Linked DNA regions of Homo sapiens: region 2 is linked to region 1. Evidence: read pairs that join two places in POLR2A ChIA-PET (ENCODE). Cell type or tissue: Panc1. All regions are shown on one strand. Links, peaks and the distances in the headings refer to the core of each region. The heading gives the core; the rest is flanking DNA.

Region 1 (7,051 bases), core at 926-5,925:
ATCACAAAATAAAGACATTTCCGGGTTTAGAAAACAAAAACAAAAACAGAATTTGTTGCTATACACTTTCCTTTCAAGAAATAATTTTAAAATTTCATCAGATGGAAAAGAAGGGGCATCAAATGGTAACTAAAAACCACAGGAAAAAATGATGAATACATAGATAAAAGATTTTGTGTAGGTGTACGTAGGTATTATCTTTTTCTCGTTAATTTAAACATATTATAATTAAAATCCAAAAAAACCCCACTCAATTGTTGTTTCTATAATGTATACAAACACGATATATATGTCAATAATAATAGAAAGAGAAAAAAATGGAGCTATACAGAGACAAGTTGCTATATTTTATTGGAAATGAAGTCAGTGCTAACTTGAAGATTGTATTACATTACAGACGCATATTTTAACTCCTAGAGTAATCAAACACTGAAAGTTACACACCTAAGTGTCAGAAGAGTTAAAATGGCAAAGTAAAAAAGTTTGTTTACCAAAAAAGAAGTAATAGAGGATGAATAGAGAAACAAAAATAGTTAAATAGAATAAAGCAAAATGTCCAACCTAAATCCAACCTTACCTATTATTATATTAAACATGAATTGAATAAATATTTCAAGCAAAGGCAGAGAATGTCAGACTGTATAGAAAAAAATATTCAACTAGATGTTTTCAACGAGAGATGTACTTTAAATACAAAGTCACAAATTGATAGGACAGCATGTAAAAAGATGTTCCATGCAAAAAAATTACAGTTTACTGGAGTGGCTATATTACTATTAGAGAAAAGAAGCTTCAATATTTAAGTAATAATAATAAATATTACCACTAATAACAATTACTAATTATGCTACCACTTGGATAAATATTGGAATAGATGCTTTTCTAAAGAAGGTACACAAATAGCAAATAAGTACATGAAAAAATGCTAACCTTTGCTAATTATTAGAAAAATGCAAACCAATTACATAATAAGATGCTGCTACACATACACTAGAATAGTTGAATTAAAAAAAAACACTGACAATACCAAGTATTGGTAAGAATATGAAGAAATCAGAATTCTCAGACATTGTTTGTGGGAATTTAAAACTTGACAGCCACTTTGGAAAACAGATTGGTAGGTTTCTACAAACAGACACTTACATAATTTAGCAGTTTCATTCACAGGTATTTACCCAAGAAAAATGAAAATCTATCATCACACTAACACTTGCATATAAATATTTATAGGAGCACTGTTTATAGCAATGAAATAAACCAAATGTCCTCTAGCAGAATTTCTTCTTCCTTGGGGAGCCTCATTGATTTGTCTTAAGGCCTTCAACTGAGTATGAATCTCATCCAGTTTATGGTGGGTAACTGGCTTTACTCAAAGTCTATTGATTTAACAGTTAATCGCATCTAAAAAGTGTATCCACAGCAACATCTAGACTGGTATTTGATCAAATACCTGGACACCATAACCTAGTTAAGTGGACACATAAAATTAACCATCACAGTATACTACACACATAGCGCCACGTCTATCAGTCGATCCTTCCTCCTTTCAAAAACCACCTCATTAAGCTCTTGAGTTCCTTGAACCCACCTACTTTTTGTTCCCTTTCCATATTTTCCTTGTTGAGTTTTCCAAGATGACTCCTCATTCTCTTCCATGTCTAACAAGCTCCTTTCCAACTCTGGGTCGTTTTTACTTCATATTTTCTCTGTTTCTAGTGTATGGCTGCTAATGAGCAAAAACTGTTTCCTTGTATCTAATAAAACTTCATGCTATCAGTTCTCTGGGAAATTCCTTGGGAAGCCTCTTATTCATTTCTCATAAATTCCCTGTTTTCTACAGCAATGTGACAGAAATCTTCATAAACCAAATTTCTGATATCATCACTTTCTTTATCCCTCTTTGAGGTGTAAGATTTGCCATCATCTCTTGACCAAAATCAGTTAAGATCCACTAATTAATATTTGGACTCCTCCTAACTCTGGCTTCAACTTCTTACATGACCATTACCCAACTTCAAATTCTAGCCACATTTCACTGTAACATAAATCTGATTCTTCATAAAAACTGGATCATCAACATTTCCTCACATAAAGACCTTGCCTTATGCTTCAGAACTAGTGGAATGCCCTTCACTCAAATGTTTACTGAAAACTTTCTAAACCCATGAATGAGTAAATGCATAAACTCTTGAATCCATGCTTCTTTCTCAATCTTTTAAATTCGAATCTACCCCTTAAGGATTACCTCAAGTGCCATTTTATGTTGTATATCTGACCTGATCAGACTGCCTGAATCTCAATAAAAACTCTGTCTGCCTGTCTATAGCACTGATTTTTTTTGTATCACTCATCTGGTACATAATATATATCCGACCTTTTAGAAATATGCTCATGCTGATCTCCATTAGAAAGTAAGCTATCTGTCTTGTTTATGCAAGAATTGCCTCACAGTTGTACTAATTGCAACTCCTTTAGTGTAGTGTTTCACACAGTATCATTGCGAAACAACAGGTCTCAGCACAATAAATAAATGGGTGGAGGGATAAAAGAATTAATAACTGAAAAACAAATGTTACCAGTAGATTCCTGATAGTACACCATGGATTTATCTTTAGTTAGTTAGCTCTTTTTATTTTATTAAATACCCTACAATATTCTCTAAAAATAAGAGCTATATTTTAGGTCAAGCTGTTAGATCAGAGAAATTTAGAATTAAACACACAATGAAAAATACATTTATTTTAAATAGCGAAAGAAAAAGCATAAATTTTATTGAAAGAGAGATAAAAAGTTAAGATCTAGTGGACTTACGCTTACTTTAAAAAAATATGTAAAGGGACATGGGGAGAAAAGAGAAGTAGTCTTTTAAAACAATGCTGCTGACTCAGCCCTCCAAATAAAAACATCAATGATACTGGTACGACGAAATAGAGTCTAGCTTAACAGAACTCTAAAGGTATAAATGAAGTTGACCTTTAAAAGAAAACAAGTAAAATAAGAAGAAAGTCAAAGAACCTTAACAAGCACCAAGTATCTTCTTTTAAACCGTGACAAATATGTTCCCAAGAGATGATTCATCAACATGAGACTACCAACAGAAGTTCCCAGCCAGTACCTAATGTTCTGGATAAACCCACAGGATTACACTGAGAAGTGAGTAGAAGGAATTTACTGCCTATGGCTTCTTCACCCCTGGCCCAAAATAGTAGTTTCACATAATTTTAAAGGAACCTTAATATTCTCTTTAAGTTAAATTTTAAATTCATAAAACTTCCTATCGTATTTCTTTAGAATTTCATAGAATTCTTCTATCAATCTATTCGCAAGTGAAATATCACAAAGTCACTTTTAATTTTGCATTTCCCGTCAGGAAATAAATAAGTTGAGGATATTGAACATCTTTTTTTGCCTAGTTATGAAATTAAAGCACAGGGTGTAATCTTAGCTGCTGCTCTTTCATTATTTGGGAACTCTGTTCTTGGAAACAGCTAGCCTTTTGTGCCAGGGGTCATATTCCCAATTATTTCATAGAATAATTTGACACCACACTTAGCCAGGGATAATTTCTTACAGTCGTGATTCGATCAGATGATAATTCACTGAATTAGCCTAATTAGACTTACCTCACTTTGTCCTTTGGCTTTGAACAGAGGTGATTAGAGTAATACACATTCACTTATGATTTTTTAAACCCACCAAGTTAAAAATAGTTTTAAAATAATCTGTTAGCCAGATTATTTTTCTTATTTGGTAAGCAGACAGAAACATTTAAAAACATAATCTGTTAACCAGAGAAAAACTTCTTTTTTGATTACAAATACAGTTTACATTGTTGAGCAATGGAGATTAAAATGTGACTGGAGATTATTGAAATCTTAACTGCAATTTAATTTTGATAATTAAATCCAAGCCACGGATGACTTTTTTATATTCAGGAAATATAAAAAAAAAGAGCTTGGATGATCTTCTTGTGCCAAAAAGTAAGAAAGCAGCAGAAAAAGAATAAAAGAAAACAAAATGATACAAGTGAGGTATGTCAAATACACATAGAAGACAATTAAAAGAGATCCTAATGGCCAAAGCTGACACAATTTGAAGAACAGAATAGACAACGATATATTAGGTCAGAAAATAAATATCCATGAGTCTATAGTGATAGAATAAAAATAAATAAATAAATGGAAGAGAATAAACAAATCTTGTCTGTAGAAAAATTCTAAATAATTTTAACATCTCTAATAATGCAGATATACTCCCACTCAAAGATGTGGAACATAACTCCCTACACCTCCAGTCTTTATGTGTAGGCTGTATATAGAGTGACTTCTTTCCACAGTTCAATATGAAAAGAGGGGAAAGAAGAATTAACTTCACAATGGAAAATTTTAACATGGTCTGCCTCGTCTAGCTAGTGCATGTCAAGCTTATCTCTGTGGTCTTCCTTCCCCAAATCCATAGCCCCAGTGGAATCATTAAAAAAAAAAAGAATCAACAAATTGAGGGACATTCTTACCAGTGTCCTAGTAAAATGTCTTACCAGTACTCCTCAAAACTGTCAAGCCATCAAAAATAAGGAAAATCTGAGAAAAAAATCAGACCCAAGAGGAGCCGAAGGAGACAAGAAAACTAAATATAATGTGGTATCCAGAATGGTATCTTGGAAGAGAAGAAGGACATTAACTAAAATCTAAGAAAATCTGAATGAAGAACAACTTTTAGTGAATAATTATGCCTTAATATTGATTCATTATGTGTGACAAATGTATCATACAATATAAGATGTTAAAAACAGAAGAAATTGAGTGTAGGGTACAAGGAACCTCTATAATATCCTTGAAGCTTTTCTATAAAAGTATTCTGAAATAAAAAAGTGTGTTTCTTTTTAAAAGCAAAATGTCATGTTTAATTTTAAATACATCTTGAATGGGATACTTATATGCTGCAGCATAGTCATCAAATATAATACATTTTGAAAGAAGATTCCACATACTTTTCAGATGCATCAGCCTTAACCACAGGGTGGATAAAGAATAATGATGGGACAGATATCTCCAGAAGGTTGTTAACACCGCAAAACATTTCCTCAAGAAATCTGCAGTTTGATCATTCACAGCTCACTAGAACTTCAGATCTTATGATAATACAGGCTGCCTATTAATTTAGTAATAAAAGCAAATCTCCTGCAAATCTTAATCTTGGACCATCTTTTCATCATCACTGTGCCTTCTCAGTAAATGGGCCATTTAGTTATTTGCCCACTCCCTTGTGTCTTCAACACAGTTGAATACAAATCCAGTCACCAATTCTATTAGCATGACAGAATCAGAATCAGCATTTCAACATTTATTTGTACGATCAAAGCCTTAAATTGGAAGAACTGCAGGTTCCATATGAAACTAATATCCCCTTGAAGGAGCTGCTGGAAAGATCTGATCCAATTATAACAGAAGTCAAATCCCCAGGTTTTCACAGTAGCTAGGTTGTCATTCAGATAGAGGAGCCAAATACAACCCTCTTGCCTTGGCAATACCATCACTTGGATGCCTGTCATTTGCTTTGAGACAGGATGGACTATTGAACTTCTTGAAGATTTTGGGACTGCACTTACAAAATAGTTTTAGTAGCACTTATGAGTATTGGGACTACAAAAATGATTCTGTATTTAAAACTGGAAAGCAATTTTATTTAACTGTGAACAACGCATATTCCAGATGTTTTTTATAATGTTGAATAAGTCACGCAAACATAAAGGCAGTCTATATATTTACCAGTCTTATTCATTATTATTTTGAATGCAATGGGAAAGTGAAAAATCATTACTCATCACAGACCAGTCAGTCATTTGCAATGATTCCCAATGATGGGAGGAATGAGAGAATGCCTTTCTGGAGAGCAGATTGTATGTCATTAGCTGGAGTGGGCAGGGGAAATGTGTATACACACACACACACACACACACATATATACACACACACACACATTTTATATAAATTCTGTAACATTTTCTGTTGATGGGACTATGCATAAAACAAAGTGAAAAGTAATTGTTGGTTTCAAACCATTAAGAAACATTGTGTGAAGATTCAGATATTGCATTTAGACATAGGTGCACCGTTTTCCAGTTTCAGTTCTTTCACTGTCCTAATTTTTATTTGTAGAAATATACTTTTCCTTGTGGGTTCTCCTCTGTGACCAAAACTAATTGTTACTTTTCTATCTTTGGATGTAAATTATGTGCCCTAATTTCTCTACTTTTCTTTATTGTTATTATACTTTAAGTTCTGGGGTACATGTGCAGAACGTGCAGGTTTGTTACATAGGTATACATGTACCATGGTGGTTTGCTGCACCCATCAACCTGTCATCTATATTATATATTTCTTCTAATGCTATCCCTCCCCAAGTCCCCCATCTCCTGACAGGCCCCAGTGTGTGATGCCCCCCGCCACTCCGTGTCCATGTGTTCTCATTGTTCAACTCCCACTTATGAGTGAGAACATGCGGTGTTTGGTTTTCTGTTCTTGTGTTAGTTTGCTGAGAATGTGTTAGTTTTTGTGTTAGTTTGCTGGTCTCGAACTCCTGACCTCAGGTGATCCGCCCACCTCAGCCTCCCAAGTGCTGGGATTACAGGTGTGAGCCACTGCACCCTGCCGTGTGTTTAGTTTTTTAATAACGGCCATCCTAACTGGTGTGAGATGGTATCTCACTGTGATTTTGATTTGCATTTCTCTGATGATTAGTGATGATGAACTTTTTAAAATATTTTTTGACCACTTATATGTCTTCTTTAAAGAAGTGTCTGTTCATGTCTTTTGCCCATTTTTTAATGCATTTCTTTGGGGTTTTGCTAGTTGATTTAAGTTCCTTATAGATTTTGGATATTAGGTCTTTGTCTGATGCATAGTTTGTGAATATTTTCTCCCATTTTATACATTTTCTGTTTATTGATAATTTCTTTTGCTGTTAAGAAGCTCTTTAGTTTAATTAGATCCCACTTGTCAATTTTGGCTTTTAAGGACTTAATCAAGAATGGCATTTCCTAGGTTTTCTT
Region 2 (7,051 bases), core at 1,095-6,094, 690 kb after region 1:
GAACTACATAGCAACAGATGGTTATGGAGGGTGACATTGGTAAGGTTCATTCATTCATTTCAACAAGTATATATTCAGTGTCTACTATGTTGCAAACACCGTCTTGGTCTAAAGATGTGCTCAATTTTGAACTGAATATTATTTATTTTCCTATTGTCAGCATTAAACTCTTGTTCTCCTCTCTGATAAATGAATGAAACTGAGACTCCACAGATCTCTTTATTTTGGCAATGAATTTACGAATGTCCATGGAAGTGTTCACTGTTCTATTTATGCCAGTCTAGATTAATTTGTATTCAAAAAGATCTATTGTGTCTGAAAGATTGAATAATGCATTTGAGGGTACGAAGTAGGAAAAACAATGTAATTTTTATTAAAACAAATCTGTGAAAGCACTGATTTAAAATTTTATCTGAAAAATTGGGATTTCTGATTAAAGTTAGCAAACAAAGAATACATGTTTGCCTCTCATCTTTTCCAATATCCCACTGAAAAGAAAGTATAGGAAGATACATACGAACTCATGGTTCTTAATATATAATAGATGAATCATTTAGATGACTGTATCCATGGGTTAGTATATATTTCCTAAAAGCAATGGCACCCCAGTGACAAGGAGCAGAGTTAATACCCAGATCTTGCTTTCTCATATCAATTTCCAATAAAAGGACCCAGAGATCCTTGGAGAAGTGGTTGATTCCAGCACTGCATCAGGGAAAATACTACATGACTCTGGAATATCTTGTGGTGACAGAAGTCAAAAAAATGCTTTAAAAGAGACATGGACATGTCAACAGGACATGTGAACCAATATGAAAGCACTTTCAATGGCCAAAGCTGAAACAATTTGATGAGCAAAATAAATAATGATAGTATTGGATTATAATCCAAACAATCAAACACCAAGTCCATAGTGAATACATAATAATTGAATAGAAAGGAGAGAAAACAGCTCTTTCTTACAGAAAAATATCATCTAATAAATGTAGAAGAATTGAGGAAAATATATAATTACCATTGGAACAAGGCAGAAATAACTGATGCAGGCAAGATTCAAGGATGGATACCAAAATTAGTGGAGCCAGGCATTGCAGCTCATGGCTACAATCCCAGCACTTTGAGAAGCCAAGGCAGGAGAATTGCTTGAGCCTAGGGGTTCCACCCTGGGTAACACAGAGAGACCCCATCTCTCCAAAAAAGATTAGCCACACATGGTGGTGTGTGCCTGTAGTTCCAATGACTCGGGAGATTGAGACAGGAGGATTGTTTGAGCCTAGGAGTTTGAGGCTGCAATGAGTTATGATCATGCCACTGCACTCCAGCCTAGGTGACGGAGCAAGACCCTGTCTCAAAAAATAGTAATAACAATAATAATGATAATAAATAAGATTAGTGGACAAAAGTTTGCTGTCAATCATTATATTTGCATAATTCCAAAGTATCTTCTCCAAGGTACTAAAAAGGAAAATAACAGAAACTTTGAAATGAAGAAAACTTCAGACACTACCTGAATAAAGTTAACATCTCCTATGATTGGACATATCAGCATCAATACTCCCTGATATGATGCATTAAAGGCAAAGCAGTCCTATGGCGTTTTTACTAAAAACATATAACTTCAAATCTCATAATGAGGAAATATTAAACAAATTTAAATTGAGGAATATTTGACAAAATAAGTGACCAGTATTCTTCAAAAGTAATGGCCATAAAAAACAAGGGAAGATTAAGGACTTGCTACAGATTGGAGGAGATTGAGGAGGCATGATGTCTAAGTGCAATGCAGTATGCTGGATTGGATTCTGGGACAGAAACAGGACATCAGTGGAAAATTTGCAGTGCCATATAAAATCTGTAGTTTAGATAAGAGCATTGTACACATATTACTTTGTTAATTTTGATAACTATACTATGATTAGGTAAGTTTTTAATATTAGGGTACACTGCGTGTTGGCGTACAGGAACTCTGTCCTATTTTGACAGCTTTTTCTGTAATTTCAATATTATTTCAAAATAAAATGCTAACAAGTATCAGAATATCAAAATAAATAAAATTATAGCAATTAAAGAGGGTAAGGACCATTGCTATCAAACAAGTTTCTAACAAATTTCCGGAATAAGGAAATTGACTGGAAGCACACTAAAAAAAAAAAACAAAAAAAACCCAAAAAAGAAAGCTACTGCTTTGCATATGCGTTCATGGGACCACAGAAGAGATGAGAGACACTCCATCCAATTGAGCCTGTGTCAGGAAAACTCTCTAAACCGGTGTTTTTTTCTCTGCTCTCACACCACCACAATAATCTTCAATACAGAAGATGTCTGTGATCAAAGGTGGGTGCTTTTCTCCACACGCCAAGCAGTGGATGTCTGCTGGGTGTCCTCCAATTCAGTTTCAGCGCTATCTACCTGGAGATAGTGTAGATCCCACAAGTTGAGGACTCAGTCTCTTTATTAGTCTGTTCTTGCACTGCTATGAAGAAATACCTGAGACTGGGTAATTTATAAAGAAAAGAGCTTTAATTGGCTCACAGTTATGCAGGCTGTACAGGAAGCATGATGCTGGCATCTGCTAGGCTTCTGGGGAGGCCTCAGGAAACTTACAAACATGGCAGAGTAGGAGGAAGAGAGAGAAGAAGGAGGTGCTACTTTTAAACAACCAGATTTCATGAGAACTCTATCATGAGAACAGCACTAGGTGAGTGGTGCTAAACCATAAGAAACCACCCCCATGATCCAATCAACCTCCCACCAAGCCCCACCTCCAGCATTAAGGATTACATTTTGACATGAGATTTGGTGGGACACAGATCCGGACCAAGACAACTCTCCCAAGGCCCTTCCCCCTACCGCAACACACACACACACACACACACACACACACACACACACACCCCAATTGTGAGTCCAGGAATTTCCCTTCAATTTGGGGTTCCCATGCCCCCCTCTTTGGGTTGGATTAATTTGCTAGAGCTGCTTCACAGAACTCAGAGAAGCACTTACTGACATTAACTTTATTATAAAGGACATTCAAAGGCTACAAATGAAGAGATGCATAAGACAAGGTATGGGGGAAGGCGTATGGAGTCTCCATGCCCTCCCTGGGAATGCCACCCTCCAGGAACCTCTACATTTCTAACTATCTGGAAGCTCTCCAAACCAGTCCTCTTGAGTTTTTATGAAAGCTTCAGGACACTCAGCATTCCTTCATTCCAGAGAGGGTCTTAAGACCTACAATAAGAAGGGTGGGAAGAGTAGAGTCCTGCCTTGGGACAGGTGAAAGGAAAGCAGAAGATCAGAGGCCCGCCTCTGAAGCCTAGCACACCCAACATTATATTACTTTTAATGACATTACTTTTAATGGCAAAAAACACAATTACTTTTGCACCAACCTACTAAGAAAAAAAACTGTAGCAAGAACTATGGGAGTTATGAGCCAGGAACTGTAGAAAAAAACTAATGTATGTCCTAACACCATATACTCCACTGAGGAAATGGGTATGGTGACAGAAAACAGGCAGGACTTAAAACAAGAAATTAAAAAAGTGTCAGTCGGTTAAGAACATCAGACTACATCCCAACGCCTTAATTACCTTTCCTTGATGCCAGCAACCAAGCAACACACTCAGATTGCCTCTTTCTTAAAGAAAAGTATGTATGTGTGTGAACAAAGCTAAGACTTCTAATGTAGATACTGGGACTCTAACACACAGTCCTCCTTATTTTGTCATTTATGGGGATCCAGAGACCAAGAGCTGCTATCTTCTAGAATGCTAACACTAAAGTGGGGTTTGACAGTCCACACACACTCAATTGACCCATTTATACAACCACAGGGAAAGCTGGTACTAGCTACTTTCTTAAATATGAGTGGAAAATCAGGGATTACCTGGCATATAAGAAGACCATGTTGTATGCAAGAAAAAAAAAGATTAAAACAAACATATACATAGAAGACTCTTAACGAAACAGATAAAGTTCAGACAACAAACATAATAATTTCAAAGAAATGCTGGAAAATATTTTAGCCTTGAAACAAAGACATGCTGTTATGAAAAAGAACAATCAAAGAACAAGGGAAGTACTTAAAGATAAAAACTAAAATTGCATAACTTAAAAAATTAGTAGACGATCTGAAGAAATAAAATTGAAGAAATCGCCCAGAAGAGGAAGCAAATAGGTAAAGTATAAAATAGATGGGAAAATATAAGACACAGAGGGTCATTGCAGAAGTCCTATATTTAAATAATAGGAGTCCCTGAGAGACCCAAGAAAAGAGAGGAGAGGAAATGATCAACTTACGACAGAAGATAATTTTTCGGAACTAAAAATACTCAAGTATATGAATTTGATTAGTCCAACCAGTGTGAAGCTCTACGTATTTTTTTAAAAAATACACACTTGTCAGATCCTAAGAGAGCCTTAAAAAGAAAAAACGTGTCCTCAAAGAATCAGAAAATGATATTGACAGCAAAGTCCTAATCAGTAACACTGAATGTTTTTACATTCTGAGGGAAAATTATTTTTAAACTTTAATGCTGCTTGCAGCTATCACATACTAGTATTTAAGTATGTGACTTAAATACTTTAAAACATTTTAGGGCTCAGAAATTTATGTTCAATGCTCCCTTTCCGAATAACTTACTTGACAATGTACTTTTGCAAAGCAAGAAAGTGCATCAAAGAAAGAATGAGGCATGGGACCAAGTACTGGATATGCCATCGTAGGAGAATAAGGAGGATTCACTGGTGATTTGCACCTACGTTGCTTTGCTAGAAAACACATGATTGAAGCAATAACAATGGCATATATGCTTTTTTGTCCTCACCTACCAATGGTTATTCTGTCATGCTCTTCTTGAAGAACAACCCTCTTCCTTCTTCCCTGCATGTCTCCACCCCTGGTGAAACCCATGCTAGTGAGAATAAACCAAACTTATAAAAATAAAAGGAGACAGAAAGAGTACTACCACTAACATAAAGAGATACAAATCATGTGACTAGATGCTAAACACAGTAAGCAGAAAAGAATTCCACTTTAAATTTCTTTCCATGAGATTTGGAACAATTGATTCTGATTCTGAACTTCCTCAGAATCAGATTTCTGGAACTATTTCATCTCTAGTCAATGGCCAAACAATTGGTTGCACTGACATTGAGTCAAGTGTTGTCCTTAAGTTGAACCACACTAGTAATTTCCCATGACTCACCCCAGCATGTGCTGAGTGAACGGCATAAGACGCTACCCACTCATTTGACGTGCTCAGTTGCAAGAAGGGAACTCCCATAGGACCAGAACTTTGGCTTGGTTCCACAGCCTGCAACTCAAAATTATAAAGCAAATTTCACAACATCTTAACTTATAAAGTTACTCAACAATATTTTTATATTCATTTAGAAGTAATTTATTGAGTCCCTGCCATATGGGAAGCACTGGGATGGTGCTGGGATTCAAAAATGCAAATATGTTGTAACTCTGCCTTCAAAAAGGTCATAGGTTAGAAGGAAAGGCAGGTGGAAAACAAACCCAGGCACACACAGTGTACTGAGGGACAGAGGAGAGCGGGCAACCAACAAGGAAGAAACAATGTGAAAGTCCACCAGAGAGGATGTGTAAAGTGAGTTAGGACATCAGTTATAGGCCAGGGTTCACAGCAAAGTCCCTGATCTCTTGCCTTCATGGCAAGACACTATATAAATAAACAAGTAAGCATGTAATAAGGACTAAGGTGAAAAACAAATTGTACAGAAAGTCACGGGGGTGGTGCACGTTGAGACAGGGGTACCTAGAGAAGGCCGTTCTGAGGTGGACATAGCCCTGCAGTGGAAGGGTCTTCCACATATTCAGGGCATCAAAAGAATGTCACTGTGGCTCACACAAAGTGAATGAAAGGAAAGATGGTTGGAAATGGGATGAGAAAGGTGGCATAAAGCCAGTTCATGTAGCATCTCGTAGGCCACTGTGAGGACACTGGATTTCATTCTGAACAAGAGTGGAAACTCAAAAGTTTTGAGTAGGCAGTTATATGATCTTATATGTCACCTCTGAGACAGCAGATTCTGATCCCCTGTATAATTTATAATAGCATATTATAATCATGCAAATGTAAATTATAGGTGAAAATCCAAGCCTACCTTTTTTCTCTATAGTCTAATTGTATGTCATTGCATGAAAGCATCATATTATAAAATTATACCTTTTCAAATGGTACAAAAACTTTTATTTCTTTTAGGTTTTTCTGGCAAAAACAAAAATGCACATTATAGACTGCACATTTTTTCATGCATTCACCTATGTTTGTGCATGAAGTACAAGGAAAAGAGGCTCCCAAAGTGGTGAAGGCAGCACATCAAAGAACTGTCTATACAGATTCCAGGCAGCTGTTGTGGCTGCTAGTGCTGCAGAACAGCCCCCAGTGCCTCACACAACACAGGCCCTGTAGGGTCCTTGTGGGGGGCACTAAATGAAGGTTTACCATGGGCATTTGTGGAAAAGCGTCAGCACTAGGAGCGCTAAGCACACCAGGTATAATTGGTGTTCTCCTCTAGCTCCACCAGCCCAGACCTGAATAAGTCCTGCTCTTCTTCCTTAGCATTCACCCTCCAACTCTTCACACCACCAACACACACACATTGCCCCCTTCTCTCTTTTACCACTCCCTTTTTTATTGCCTCAATTTTTCATCTTTGGCAGCTCCCTGTCTCTTTCTCAAACCCAAAGCCAATCTTCCAAGGAATCCTATTGTCAAACTTTCAAAATATATCCAGAAATGTACCACGTTCCTACACCTCCACTGTTCTCACCCTGGCCTGTGCCAACTTTACTGCTCACCTGGATCACAGCCATGGCCTCCTCAGAGGGGCCCATACTACCTCTTTACCCCTGTACTCTGTTCTCAAAATGGCAGCCGGCCAGCTTAACATGTTTAATCAGATCCTCATCATTTCTCTTCTGGTGGAAGCAAATTTTGTTGTTGTTGTTGTTTTGTTTGTTTTAATGACCCATGAGTCTCTGGTCAGTGAAGCTTGGCCAGGACTCTATTCACAAATA

What was found. ChIA-PET counts read pairs that join two places held together with the same protein. Peaks named below come from ENCODE experiments on the same cell type or tissue, not always from the same donor. Only the 100,000 strongest peaks of a DNase experiment are listed, where the experiment ranks them.
Region 2: POLR2A ChIA-PET joins it to region 1 with 5 read pairs; 1 of 35 experiments calls an interaction of 5 or more read pairs at or near these places.

The regions. Positions count from the first base shown.
Region 1 is chr7:19,556,714-19,563,764 of GRCh38, reverse strand. No RefSeq gene overlaps it. Among named protein-coding and RNA genes, the nearest start is that of MIR3146, 150 kb to the left of the region's middle. In Panc1, for the core only: no CTCF peak of the experiment used is centred there; a DNase peak (open chromatin) is centred at 2,991.
Region 2 is chr7:18,864,991-18,872,041 of GRCh38, reverse strand. The region is part of intron 21 of HDAC9 (histone deacetylase 9); the gene reads right to left. Among named protein-coding and RNA genes, the nearest start is that of HDAC9-AS1, 33 kb to the left of the region's middle. In Panc1, for the core only: no CTCF peak of the experiment used is centred there; a DNase peak (open chromatin) is centred at 5,201.